Linked DNA regions of Homo sapiens: region 2 is linked to region 1. The links are chromatin contacts, found by Hi-C in ENCODE. All regions are on one chromosome and are shown on one strand. Each heading gives the region's core, a stretch centred on a gene start or an enhancer-like site at or near the end of the contact. The rest is flanking DNA. Distances are from core to core; before and after follow the strand shown.

Region 1 (7,516 bases), core at 4,510-7,009:
GCTTTCAGTAGGTGATTAATCCCATTTGTGGAACACAGAGTGGAACTTAGGAAGCAAGGTTGGAGATGAGGTTATGTATTAGCAGGCTGTAAAATGCTTTTAGAATACAGTTAAAATGGTGCTGGGCACAGTGGGTTGTAATCCCAGCACTTTGGGTAGCCAAGATTGGTAGATCACCAGAGATCAGGAATTCTAGACTAGCCTGGCCAACATGGTGAAACCCCATCTCTACTAAAAATGCAAAAAAATACAAAAAAAAAAAAAATAGCTGGGCATGGTGGCGTGCACCTGTAATCCCAGCTACTTGGGAGACTGAGACAGGAGAGTCGCTTGAACCCTGGAGGTGGAGGTTGCAGGGAGCCCAGATGGCGCCTCTGCACTCCAGCCTGGGCAACAGAGCAAGACTCCGTATTAAACAAAACCAAACCAAACAAAAAACAACAGTTAAAATGGTTTCAGCTACAACTAACAGAAAAAAAAGGAACTCGAACAGAGTAAACAGTAAGGAATTTATTATCTTACAAAACGGAATTAGCTCAATGGTTTGATGATGGTATCAGGACCCAGATTCCTTCCATATTTTTGCTCTGACATCCACAGGGTGTGGGCCTAACTACCCCACTGGTCTCAAAAAGACTAGGTGCCACATTCTCATCAAATATGAACCAGAGACAGGAGAGGGGTATTGTTTCCTTTTGTCTCTTTTTAAGACTGAGGAAAAAGCTTCCCTAAAACTCCTTCACATTTCATTGGTCTTAATTGCAGCACTATCAAAGGGAATGTAGTTACTATGCTTCACTTTGACCAACCCAGATGTAACTTTAGGTTACAGGAAAAAAGCAAAACCCAATGGAATTTTAAGTCATATGGAAAGGCATGAACTGCTAAATAATTAAATACTTACAAAATAATTTTAATGAAGGTCTCATTAGCAAGAAAAATGCAGAGATATGGATGATAACAATCTCAGAGACTACTGCAGAAATGTGAGTGGCCCAAATCAAAGCTGTGGCAATGGAAGCAGAGGTGAATATTTTAAGACATGAAGAATACAGACTTCCTAGCATGTTCTTTGTCAGTCAATGCTGAGTTAAGGGAAAAGGAGAATATGTCCTAGGTTATATTGGCTCAGGCAAGTCTATGGAAGCTGATATAATTCACCAATACAGGAAATATGACAGCAAGGCAAGTTAACAAAAGAAGTTTTTGAGTTCAATAATGTTGAATTTGAGATACCAGTGGGATACTAGTTGGAAGTGTCTAGTGCATAGTTGGAGAAATTGGTCTTTAATACAAAAAAGACAGCAGAACTGGAGCTATAGATGTAGAAGTCACAAATTTATAAAAGACAAATTAAGCAATGGGAGTAGTTGATTTCACCCTAAATGATAGCATCACAGTAGAGGAGACAAAGTTCTAGAATGGAATACATACCAACACCAATAGGTAACAAGGGAATAGAGAAAGAGGAGCCAGATGGCTGAGATAAATAAGAGAACTAGAAGGTAGTTTCATGTTTCATGAAAATTAGGGGAGGACAGGGTTTTGAAAAGAAGGAAGTTGTCAATAGCGTTAAATGCCTCTGAGAGGTGAAGTATAATAAATGCTTTAGCTTGGTCCATTGGGTTTAATTTATTGGAAACAGGGGGGTGAGGGGGGTGATACTGGTGTATGCATGGAAGTTGTTTTTGTGGTGTGCTGGGAGAACAAGCAAGAAAGCAGTAAATGGGTTAGTGAAAAGTGAGAGTGTAGACTGGGAGGCTAGAAAAATTTTTTTTTTTTACATTTCAAAAAATTTAAATTATTTTTAATTGACAAATGATTATGAGTATTTATAAGGTACAATGTGACATTTTGATATATGTATACACTATGAAATGATTAAAGTTTTTGTACATCACCTAAGTATATTTTCCCATATACCTTAAATCATCTTTAGATTACTTATAATACTTAATGCAAAATAAATGCTATGTAAATAGTTGTTATACTGTATTGTCTTTTAAGTTGTATTATTTTTATGATGTATTGTTGTATTTCGTCATTTTTTCCTAATATTTTCAATCCATGGTTGGCTGAATCAGAGGATGCAAAACCCACAAATACAGATGGCCAGCTATATTGTATATTTGAAAATTGCTAAGACAGATTTTAAATATTCACACCACATGAAAAAATCTTTTAAGAAGTTTGTGAAGCAGGAAAGAGCAATAGGGAGTATGAATTAGATAGAGACTTGTAAAGAAAAGTGGGTATTTTTTTTATCTGCTAACTGCACTGCCATTCCAACTTCTCTCAAAATTGTGTTTCGATGATAATATATACAAATAGTTTTGGAGTCTATGGAAGAAATGCTCTAGACTTTGAAAATATAATGTAAATATTTCTGGGGTATATTATATATCAAATCTATTAGAAGATTTAATTTTTAAAATTTTTTGTGTAAGTTATTAATGTGTCCCAAGCTATTTTGTCTTCCTTTTTCTATGTATTTCATCAATGGTGTCTTGTTTTATCACAAATCTTTAAAATCAGAACTAATCACATTTCATATTTAGGATGTTGAATATAGTTTTCATACATAATAAGGTCATATAACAGTGATTAATAATTATAAATATTTCATCATGGAGATTTTTGGCTTCCAGGACTTTCTTTAAAAATGCTAAGGAAAATAAGAAGCAGAAACATTTATATTCAGTACTTAAGGACAAATCTGTAAAGTAGGCCCCAGTCAAGCTATACCAGGTCTATGTTTCACTCATGATCTATTTCACAAAATGTCTATATCACTATAAAAACTCCTGAGATAAGTATAGAAGTTAATACAAAAAAGAAGCTAGTAATACTTACATGCTTCATTTGGCATTAAAAATAGTAATTATTCTTACAGTTCCGTATTAAGGTGCTCACAATAGAAAATAAAATTAGTATTAATTTTCTTTACTAAGGTCCTTTGGGTGATGCCAAAGAAAACCTGATATAAATTCATTTCCTTTCACAAATGTGATTTTCATAATGATGAGAGTAATAAGAGAAGTGGGTAAGAAGATGTCGCATTTTGAAAAAAATGACTCCATCATTCAGTTGACTTTACAGCCCCAGGACTAAGTAAGCTATTCAGTTAAAATAAAAGCTGATTTTAAAAAAATTTCCTGATTGTATCTCTTTGCACAAAAAATATGTTCTTCATTTTCTTTGGGGGAAAGAAGGGGTCTGGGAGTGGCTGGCAGGAGGTCTGGATTAGATTCTGGCTCTACTTCTAGTAGGAATGGGTAAGTCAGGGATTCACCATGCCGTGGATTCCATGTCGGTGGGATTCAGCAGTGGGATATTAGGGAAGCTTAAAACATAGTATAAAAATAAAGTGAAAACTTTAAAAAGTGAAGGGAAATATAAATACATATATTTAAATCTAATAATACATTTTTTTCAAAAGAAGTAAATAGTTTTGTGAGTATATAGCAGATTAGGTAGTATGGTGGACCACACAGTACATGAAAGGAGGCCAGAAAGCATAAAAGGAGGACATTGGGTGCAGGTGGGTGCCTGCGGGCACCAGAAAAGGCTGGCAGAAAACAGATGTGAGCATGACCAGTCAGAGATAAAGAGCCTTATGCAGGAATGTGGTGACAGGGTAAACAACACTAAGCATTAGTCATTTCCAAACATACTCTCAAATCTACCACGGTTTGAACTCTGAAAATAAGTGTGTTCATTTTTGTGGTTACTATGCAACCACTTAGATATTTCTTTGTAATTTTTGCCCAATCTGCTAGTTTTGGGTACTATTTCAACCATTTTATTTGCGAAGAAGTCAATCCTTTGTAACTATTACCATTAGACTGAATCACATAAAATCATTTCTTTTGTAGGCCAGCAATGACCAAATATCATCACTTTCAAATGTTTGAGCCTATATGTTACATTACACCTACTTTATGTGTTCAAATATCTTCAATTTAATTGTACCATAGCTCTCAGGTGGTCTTATTGCTGCTTCCATGGATAGATGGCAGGTAAAGTGGGGTTTTCTTATGCTCTCTTAATTTCCCTTCGATACATATCTATTCACCTAAAGACTAATCCTTCCACAGGAAGAAATGGATTCCCCAACTCTGAAAGGCTAAACATTCAGCCATGCCCTTTTGGGATCTGAAATCACCTTTCCTTATACAGAACCTACCTAATTCCTTATCAATCATTCTTGCTTCAAGCTTGGTCATGTATCTTTTCTATAAACTATGTAATTAGAATTATCAGCACCATTTTATATTTACTTTCCATGTACCAAGGGTGTTTATGTAAGTTCTCAGGCCCCCTTACTTATGCTATCTCATACTGTTAATTCCTTATAGTGTTATGAAAGATGCTTGGCAAAATTAAAGCACTCAATTTGTATGCAAGTCCATAACACGCACATTTTAATACTTCCTGTTCCTTTGTGTTATGCCCTTCCCTCTCTTCTTTATCTATCTAACTCCTGTATTGTCTTCAAAACCCTAATTTGGGTGACATTATTTTTTGCTACCATGTTACTCTGTGCTTATGTTTATATATAACTTAGCTGGGCATGGTGGCATGTGACTATACTCAGGAGGCTGAGGCAGGAGAATCACAGGAGCTCAGGAGTTTGAAACCAGCCTGGGGAATATAGTGAGACCCTGTCTCTAAAACAAAAATAAAAAAAAAGACATCACACCATGATACCACTTTGGATTTGAGTAGCTGGAATGCTCTTCCTCCAGATAGCCATATGGCTGGCTTTCACTGTTTTTGCTGGTTGTCCAATGTTTATTTCTATAAGATCATCCCTGCCACTCTAACAATCATTATTCTACTGTTAGGAGAGTATATTTTAACTCTCACATCTGTATTCAGTTAGCTACAAGCTAACATTGTAAGCTAAGTTGTGTATACAAGCTAACACATGCAATTTTCTAACATTGCTTTGCAGAAATATGACTGATTGCCTACTTCTTTCCAGTTTTTATCTTTATCTCAATCTTTTCTCTTGCTGTGCACTGCCTAGAATGCCTGAGACACAGCTACTACCTATTGAAATTATAGGATTAAAATTCTATCAACTGCATGGAAATTTCCTTAAACACTCCACTTTCACTGATACCTTCTTTTATGTTTCCATGACATGTTATGAATTGACAGTTTGTATATGTGTAGATGTCTTGTCCTAGAAATAAAATAAATATGTTTTCAAGGCAGAGACTGTGACTTTCTTTTCTATATTCTTACTAGGATCTAGCTCTGTGCTTTGCAGTTAGCAAGTATTCAATAGCACAGCTAGAATAACTGAATGAATGGATGAGTGCCACCTACTCCTTTATTGTCCATCAATAATGCACCCAAGGCTAAATCTTAGCTTTCCAAACTCACTTGGCCAGACCAGTTGACATTCTTTATTCCCATCTGAGGAAAATTATTTTTTTTCAGTCTTTGTACATTGGGAAACTTGTCAGATAAAAGGCCTAATATAGATTCAATCATATAAAATGACTATGAGCTATGGCAACTAGAAGACATGATAAACATTCCAAAGCTATTCATAATCCCATTCTTCCTTGTTAAATGCTACAATAGAGGCTGGAAAACAAGAATAATTTCTTTCTCAGGGACTCCTTCCCACCTCTGACAGCAATGAATGGTTATATGTTAAATTTCTGGCCAATAAGTGTAGACAAAAGCTTCTGGGGAAGGTTTCCATCCCTGAATAAAGAGGCAAAACCTCACTAGGAAAAATATATTACCACTTTGCCTTCCCTTTCTTTTTGCTGGAATGTGATGAAAGGTGTGGACGCATAGCATCCCAAATGAGATAGGAGATGCTGAGCATGAAGACAAAAGCCTATCGAATGGGGTGTCAGAAAAGAAACATCAAAATATCGTAAGTTGCTTAGGGCATTATTATGTCTTTGTACTAGTCATGGATTTCATTCCTTTAGATCTTTAGTTGTAGAACTCCAATGTATTTGAACCACTAGTGATCACATTTTATTTTGTTTGATAGCTGAATACAAAGCTGGCTGATGCAGTGATCTACAAGGTCATGACTGAGGTATCTTATACTCATCCTCATTCAAGCAAGATTATGTTTAACTTAAAAAGACAAATGAAAAGGAATCTATTTTAATAAATATATTATTGGTGGAAATATTCATAGTCTACCTTGAAAGGAGTGTTATGTTAAGATTGCTTTGCTTGTAGAGTAATTTATGCCTTTAATTTCTGTGTCTAGTCTTTCTAAGCCAGAATAAAAGTCTGTTCATCATGATCTCTGTTATAGCCCTCCGCATATTTGAAGGCTGCTGTTATATCACATCATATATTAAGCTCAGTTAATAGATTAACAGACCCTTTATTTTTACATTTACTATAGCATCTAACATGGTTAGCAAATGCTTTTATTATTTCTTTATTTTCTTTATAAGATAAATGGGTATTACATATACCAAAGCATCTGTTTTGGAGCCACTATGATCACTAAAAGAATCTTTTCATTGTTCCTACCTTCTCCTTCCTACATGTGTGGAAAAAACACATGATTCCACACATACACATGGTTGTCTAATTCTATTGTTTAACCCTCCATGAATAGATGTCCACAATGCTCCCTACATCTCTCTTTTTTTTTTTTTTTTTTTTGAGACAGGGTCTTGCTCTGTTGCCCAGGCTAGAATGCTGGAGTGCAGTGGTGTGACCATGGCTCACTGCAGCATCCATTTCCTCGACTCAAACAATCTTTTCACCTCAGCCTCTCAAGTAGCTGGGACCACAGGCACTATACCCAGCTAATTTTTGTATTTTTTGTAGAGATGGGATTTGCCATGTTGCCCAGGCCGGTCTTGAACTCTTAGGCTCAAGTGATTCTCCCCCCTTGGCCTCTCAAAGTGCCTATGTCTTTAAATGTGAGTATTTGAGCATATTGAATGATGATGACCTGCCCTTTGCTGGTAAAGATATACTAATAACATAATATAAACAATACGTACACTTGGGATGTCTTTCCAGGGCTGGAAAGAGAATCATATTCTGTTTTTCCATGTTCTCATTTTATCCTGAATGTGCCAATTTAATTATTTGCCAACATGTTGCCAGACATGCTCCCTAGTCTGTGCTAAAGCATTTGTTACCATGTACTACATTGAACATACTTGAATGTTTCTGTCATGTTTACCACCCAGATGGTGAGAATCCAAGGAAAGGAGACACTTGTATTAAGTTCACAGTTTATCTGTTCTTGGAAACATATAACTGCATGAAGAGATCAGGATGAAAATATCGTTATAGTTACCCCAGTTACCTCAAGGTGGAAGTCTGGGTCAGACAACCACGGGGACCTGCCATTGCAAAACTTCTCTGTATATGCCTGGGGGACCTGGCTGTTCTAGTTTTTCACCATCTTTGACATCTGCTTGTTCTCACTTGGCTCCTGCCTTACCCTCAGGGTCTCAATAATGACTTCTTGACTTTGACAACTTTGACAAAAATGCATTCATCA
Region 2 (7,051 bases), core at 4,503-7,002, 2.2 Mb before region 1:
AAATGGTACCTCATTTCAATTTGCACTTGTTTATAAATAAGATGGAAAATCTATTTATTTCCTAAGTGAACCATTCTAATCATGTCCTTCACATATTTATTATAATCTATGTATTTCTTATTAATTTGTACAAACTATATATTTAGGATGAGTCATGATTTATTCCACTTGATTCAAATATTTTTCCAAATTCTTTTCTTAGCTATTATTTATTTTAGTTTGACATTTTCATATAGTCAAATTTGTTGCTATTAGCAATTTCAGAGTTTAGAATGTTACTTTCTCTTTGACAATGTAAGAAGATTCAGTCTGTCATTAAAAAATAATTTTCATTAGTATTTTAAAATTTACCTGGTGTGTAATCGATGTTTTCATATTTCTATCCAGCTTTCCTAACATCATTTATTAAATTTAAAATATATATTTTTAAAACCTTGCTCTGTGTTGTGACATAGAATTTATTATATGCATTTCTTTTTTTTATTATATGCATTTCTTTTTTTTTTTTTTTAATAGACAGGGGCTTGTTCTGTTGCCCAGGCTGCAGTGTAGCCCAGTGTGATCATAGCTCACTGCAGCCTCAAATTCTTCAGCTCAGGCAATCCTCCTGCATCAGCCTCCTGAGAAGCTGGGACTACAGGTGCACAGCACCATGCCTGGCTAATGTTATTTTTTACCTTTTGTAGAGACACAGTTTCATTATATTGCCCAGGCTGATCTCAAATTCCTGGCTTCAAGCGATCCTCTCACCTTGGCCTCCCAAAATGCTGGGATTACAAGTGTGAGCCACTGTGCCCGGCCAATATCAATTTCTTATATGTCATTTTGTCTGTTTCTGATCAGTGAACACGCAGATCAGATTATTAGTGGTCAGAGTCCAGGTTAAATGTCAGCTTTATAACTTGATAGCTGTGTGATCTTGGGCTCCAGTTTCCACATCTTAAAATAGGCATGATAGTATCTACCCGATAGGGGTGTTGTGAAGATCAAATGAGGCACCCTTTGTGGAAGGTGCTGCCCATGCTGGGTCGGAGCTCATGGGCTCACTCCGTTCCCTGGCTGGCAGCATCGTGAAGAATGGCTCTAGTTTCTGGTGGTCCTGCTGCTAGACTCAGCTGCTTGCGCTGCTTCTCCTACCCTCCAGGTCACAGTGCTTTCTTTCCACATAGTGGGTGGTAAGTAAATGTTTTGGGGATTGGATTGGGAATCTATAAAGAGAGACTCCCAAGATTTGACTCTTCAAGATTTGACCACCACAGTGTCTGGTGCCTGGTATTATCCTAATGGTGATTTCTACAAGGTGACAGTCTGGATGCTGCAGAGAAACTGCTGACAGGACCCAAGCACAGACAGGTGGCCTTATGCCAAGTCAGTTGCGGATGACGGAGAGGTTAACAGTAACTTGAGTCCTGAGTGTGAGGAAAATCTTGCAAAGCCACATCTCTTTGTTTTTACAACCTCTCTCGATAAACACTGAACTGGGAATGGGGAGTCCTCTATTTTATTCACTATTACTGACTGGCTACCAAGATGAGGTTTCCCATAGACCACATAGCCCTGAGGCCGTGTGTGTGAGTGGGGTGGGGGGCGGGGGGCGGGGAGGGTGGTAGGGACAGGGTATTAGAGGACAGAAGACAGTAATAGCTCTTGCCCCTACCCTGCACCCTCAACATCTAAGGGAGGGCTGGCACACACCAGATGAGGAGCCCCACCCTGGATGCCAGAGGCCCTGCAGAATGTTTCAGATGTTCATTTACTTCAGAAACTTTCAGGTACTAAATACGGGGTAGCTGGGAAAGGGCATCATCTGAGTTAGACATGAGACTCGGCTTCAGCCCACACTGCTAAGGAGATGACTCAATGTGAAAGCCTTGTGGCCTGCAGCTGTGTGATTGTCCCAGGGCCCCCCATCTACCCCGGACATCATTGATGCCTCTTAGGGGACATGGGGGAGGGGGTCAGGGAAGGGAGGGGAGGCTGGAGGAGAAGAGTGTAGCTTTCAAGGAAAGTGAGACTCCTTTCTTCCACTGCAGGTTCCTGTAGCTCGAACGTTTTTTAAAGGTAAAAAAAAAACCATCAGAAACTTAAAAGACAAGCAATAGGGACATCCCCAATATAAAAATGGCCCCAGAATTTGTTTGGAAAGAAAGTAACGTTTTCTCTTTGTAGCAATTATTCTGCCCACAGGAGCTTCTAACCTATGATTTGCCATTACTTTTCAGTGATTTCACAGAGAGTTAGTGTAAATTTCCAAGTATTTGCAGGAGGAATTTGGCAGCATTCCCTTGGCATTGGTAGAGGGTCCCTCTACAGTGCTGTGATCCTGCTACTGATCAGTGAAACCAATTCTTTTTTTTTTTTGAGATGGAGTCCTGCTCTGTCACCCAGGCTAGGGTGCAGTGGTGCAATCTCGGCTCATTGCAGCCTCTGCCTCCTGGGTTCGAGTGATTCTCCTGCATCAGCCTCCTGAATAGCTGGGATTAGAGGCGTGCAACACCATGCCCAGCTAGTTTTTGTATTTTTAGTAGAGACAAGGCTTCACCATGCTGGCCAGACTGGTCTTGAACTCCTGACCTCAAGTGATCTGTCCACCTCAGCCTCCCAAAGTGCTGGGATTATAGGCGTGAGCCACTGCGCCCGGGCCAAAACCAATTCTTAATATCACATTTGATTCCAGTTGACTTTGTAAACAGCCCCTTCTTACTGTGGGGCAAGCACTGTTATTGGGTAATGTAACAGATACAAAGAATGTGACATGGTGCATCCTTACAGGAAGCTTACACATTATTGGAGATTAGCTATAATGTACAAATAACTTTGATATAAGGCAGATTGTGATATCCTGACTTCTATCAAGATTGAAGCAGGTCAGCTTTTCTGAAGAAAAAGGTCTGTGTATAGGAGCCGCCTGAAAAACAGGATCAAGACCTTTAGTGGTTCCAAGCACTGAACAGATTACCACCACCTCAACACCCCACCCCCATCCTCCCCGCAATTCAAAATAAAAACAATGTTGAACTTTTAAGATAAGTCTAAGAAAGTTAGATTTTGCAAGACACTTTGGAGGGTGAAATCGAATTAGGGTAAGACCACTTGAAGGTTCTTGCAGTTAGGCATAAGCTTTTGGTGCCTGGACTTGAAGCTGGTGGCAGCAGGGATGAGGAGCAGTTTCAAAGTAAAAATATTTGATAGGATTTGGTGGCTGTCTGTGCATGAGGCTGTCTTCTGTGTTAGACAAGGGATAAGACCTTTCAGTCTTGGTGGCTGGCTTTCAGGAAGGAGAGTTGCTTTTATAAGGAAGTTGTAAAATCAGGTTGACTTTTGGTTTTTAAACAGATTAAGTTGAGGATGACTTTGGAACTCCCAGGTGAAAATGTTGAGATGGCAGTTAGATGCATGAGTGGGCCCAGAGGAAGCTTTCAGGGCTGGAGATGTAGATTCTGAATGGAGGTGTCAGTCAAAGCTGATATTGAAGCCCTTCTTGGAAAGAGTGGAGACAGCAGAACATGAATAACTGAGCCTTGAGACTGGCCCATAATTTGTGAGAGGAGCTGGAGAGAGGTAAAAAGGAACAGTACATCATTGTGTCACGGTGACCAATAGGTCAGATTTTCAAGCTGCACCTGGGTCCTTTGAAATGGCATGAACCAGGGGGAGTCAGAGCAGAAAAGCCAACTTTGGGTTTGTATTTTGGGGGCAAAAATATCTATAGTAAGAAATGAAGGGTGACCTAGAAGAAATCAGAACATGTTTTGAATTTGATTTTGAATTTTGGGCCAGGACTGCATAGTCCTCCCTTCATGTATTCATTTGACGAATATTTATTGAATACCGATTGTGTTGAGACTATAAGGATAAAGAATCCAAGTACAAACTCATTTCGTAATGTATACAAAAATATCTGTACTTAGCCTCTGGCTAAGAAAGAGGATGCAGTTTAGTTAGTTTTGTTCTCATCATAAATGAGGACCTCAAGGCCCTATCAACAGAACTGATGTCTCTGCAATTCAAAATTCACTATTTATTTATTTTTTTAGAGATGGAGTCTCGCTCTGTTGCCCAGGCTGGAGTGCAGCAGAGCGATCTCAGCTAGCTGCAAGCTCCGCCTCCTGGGTTGACGCCATTCTTCTGCCTCAGCCTCCTGAGTAGCTAGGACTACAGGAGCCCGCCACCACACCCGGCTAAAGTTTTGTATTTTTAGTAGAGACGGGGTTTCACCGTGTTAACCAGGATGGTCTCGATCTCCTGACCTCGTGATCTGCCCGCCTCAGCCTCCCAAAGTGCTGGGATTACAGGCGTGAGCCACCGCGCCCGGCAAAATTCAGTATTTAAAGAATTAATGTGGTATCCTGTTGGCTGACAACGTAAGATAGTCTTTTTTTTTTTCCATACAGCAAGTCTTTTCATTTTTATTACTCAAAAAAGCTTCATTTTTTATTTAGCTTTCTGACTCTGCTTGTGCCTTCAACACTTTCACAACAATTTTCTGCTCCTTGATAAGGAAAGCACGCTTGATCCTGTCACAAACACATTTAGCACACATGGAACCAACATAGGCCCTGCTGACATGTTTCTTTGTTTTGGACAACCTCATAAGAACTTTAGGTCTTACAGCACAAACCCTTCAAAGTCTGCCTGGGCACACGCCACACGCAGATTTTGATGCTTTCCCAACCTTCTTGGTATAAAGGTAAACAATTCTATTACCAGGGGTTCGCGTAGTTTTGTTAGAGGCTGTATTGTAGGAAAGCCTATGACAGTATGTCAAATGCTGGACCATTCTGAGTGCCTGTAGACAAGTTCCCCAGGAAGAGCAGTCTTAAGTTCTTTATAGAGTTAGTTTTAGTAGAGTTAGTACCCTATAAAGTACATGAATTCTCTTGATGGACAAGAGGCTCTTACTGTTGACAAGACAAGGGCGCATCTGTCCTTTACTTTCGGTTCCATACCTCTAATACAGCACACGGTATATCCGTTGTTTGTAAAGGTCTAATGGCATCCACTTCAAGAGTTCCTTGATGGAAGAGAACTTACCTTTGTGACCTACCTAGCCCCTTTCATCTAATAACTGTTTCCTAGATAATTCTGATTAACCTATTATCAGAATTTGTTTTCACCACTTTTGCAGTTTTTCCATTCTCTCATCTTTATGAATCTAGATATTAAACAGCAGGTGAGCGTAACAGGCTGATTTTAGCTGTTGTGTTGATGATGGTTAACAGTCTTGGGCAAGAGAACAAAATCCACTTTAACCACAAGTTCTGAGTTTTCTACCAATGGTGAATACGTTATTAACTAGTAACAGCTGTGAGCCTTATTCTTATTCCACAACATGTACAACGCAGTGGGAAACTGTACCATATGGCACAGTAAGGGGATTTGAAACCAGAAGGCTTAGGTGCCACTTGTAATGCTGTCACTTACTAGCTTTGAGTCCCTGGGACAGCTACTAACCTTTTAAAGCCTCATCTTCCTCATCTGTAGAATGGAGACGTAAATGCTCACCTCCTCCCAGGCAGCAGTAAGTTAAAAGAGAAAGCAAAGCAAAGAATCTTTTAAATTATAAAGCAATTTTTTTTTTTTTTGAGACTGAGTCTCACTCTGTCACCCAGGTTGAAGTGCAGCAGCGCGATCTCGGGTTGAGAGCCACATTTCCTTTTCTATATAAACACACAAACCCTGAAGTATGAATAATAGGGTCGGCCAGGAATCACAGCAGCTGAATGTAACTGTGAAGTAGAGGTGCTGTAGACGATACTTGCCACCTGTGTTGGATGCCTCTAACACCTACTGAAGGCTGAATCACAGGTTCAATCACCTAAAACAACAGGTTGGGGTTAAGAAGAATCAAATGCATTAGTAGCCTAAGGTACCATGGTGGCTTTGCTTAATGTGTCCCCAAAAAAAAAAAAAAAAAAAAACCTTAGTGGGTCTTAAAACATTTCTTAATTTGCTTTTCACCTCTTTGATGGAAAATAATTGCCCCCTATTTTCCTGACATAAATAAGCCACTGTAGATGGAATAAAGTTATCTGATTTTAGCTGTTGTTGTGACACATATCACCACAGTGATTTAAACACATGTACAAAACTAATCTGTGTTGTCTAAGCATGTGGCCTTGAGTTGCTAGAAGACCTACATGCCCACAGGGGCAAAAAGGAAGTGACTGAAACTAGATTCTAGATCTCCTTATTTGAAGAGCAACTCTGACATACCAATCTGTGTACTTCCCCCACCCCCATCAAATTAGGCAAAATCATTAATATCTCATTTGTTTCTTTTGAGAAGATACCTATTTCTTAAGCATCTATATACTTCTAAGGGACGACAGAATTTCACACTCATTTTATAGATGTGTTTCTCCAATAGCCAATTCCTAGGTCATAACATTACAGCTACATTTCCTTTGCTGAATTTTATTATCATCTTTCTGTGTAGACAGATCATGAAATAAAGGTGTTTGTTCCTATTCACTACAGAATATTTTCCTCTGCCCTAGTTAAGAAGTATCAATTTCAGTCATAAGGCAACACATTCTTATTGTGTGGGGGCTCTAGGGTTTGTGTACACTTTTTTTTTTTTTTTTTTTTTTTTTGAGACACAGCCTCACTCTGTCACCCAGGCTGGACTGCAGAGGTGCGATCTTGGCTCACAGCAACCTCCGCCTCCTGGGTTCAAGCAATTTTTCTGCCTCATGTTCCTGAGTACCTGGGATTACAGGCGTATGCCACCATGCCTGGCTAATTTTTATTTTTTAGTAGAGACAGGGTTTCGCCGTGTTGGCCAGGCTGGTCTCAAAACTCCTGACCTCAAGTGATCTGCCTGCCTTGGCCTCCCGAAGTGCTGGGATTATAGGCATGAGCCACCACCATACCTGGCATTGTGTACATTTTTCTAATGTTGCCTGGGTCTTAGGGTTTTTTTTTTTTTTTTTTTTGAGACGGAGTCTCGCTCTGTCGCCCAGGCTGGAGTGCAGTGGTGCAATCTCGGCTCACTGCAAGCTCTGCCTCCCGGGTTCATGCCATTCTCCTGTCTCAGCCTCCCAAGTAG

The links. Hi-C counts contacts between places; a loop is a spot of excess contacts on that map. Pooled maps may share reads with other maps.
Region 2: a pooled map shows a loop between it and region 1 (2.9-fold over the local background). The contact joins the enhancer-like site here to the promoter of PTPRC-AS1 in region 1. A Hi-C loop is called at or near these places in 2 of 37 single-sample maps with no recorded cell type and 4 of 50 pooled maps.

Annotation. Positions count from the first base shown.
Region 1 is chr1:198,665,385-198,672,900 of GRCh38, reverse strand. PTPRC-AS1 (PTPRC antisense RNA 1) reads left to right here and starts at 5,759. Exons shown (of 3, transcript NR_199042.1): 1 at 5,759-5,902. The region is part of intron 2 of PTPRC (protein tyrosine phosphatase receptor type C); the gene reads right to left. RefSeq lists an enhancer at 2,938-4,137.
Region 2 is chr1:200,861,537-200,868,587 of GRCh38, reverse strand. It overlaps the pseudogene RPL34P6. Among named protein-coding and RNA genes, the nearest start is that of GPR25, 7.9 kb to the left of the region's middle. RefSeq lists a silencer at 1,610-1,659 and an enhancer at 1,950-1,999. Within about 2 kb of position 5,752, at least 5 of the 41 ENCODE cell types and tissues checked have a DNase peak (open chromatin) inside an H3K27ac peak, as active enhancers do.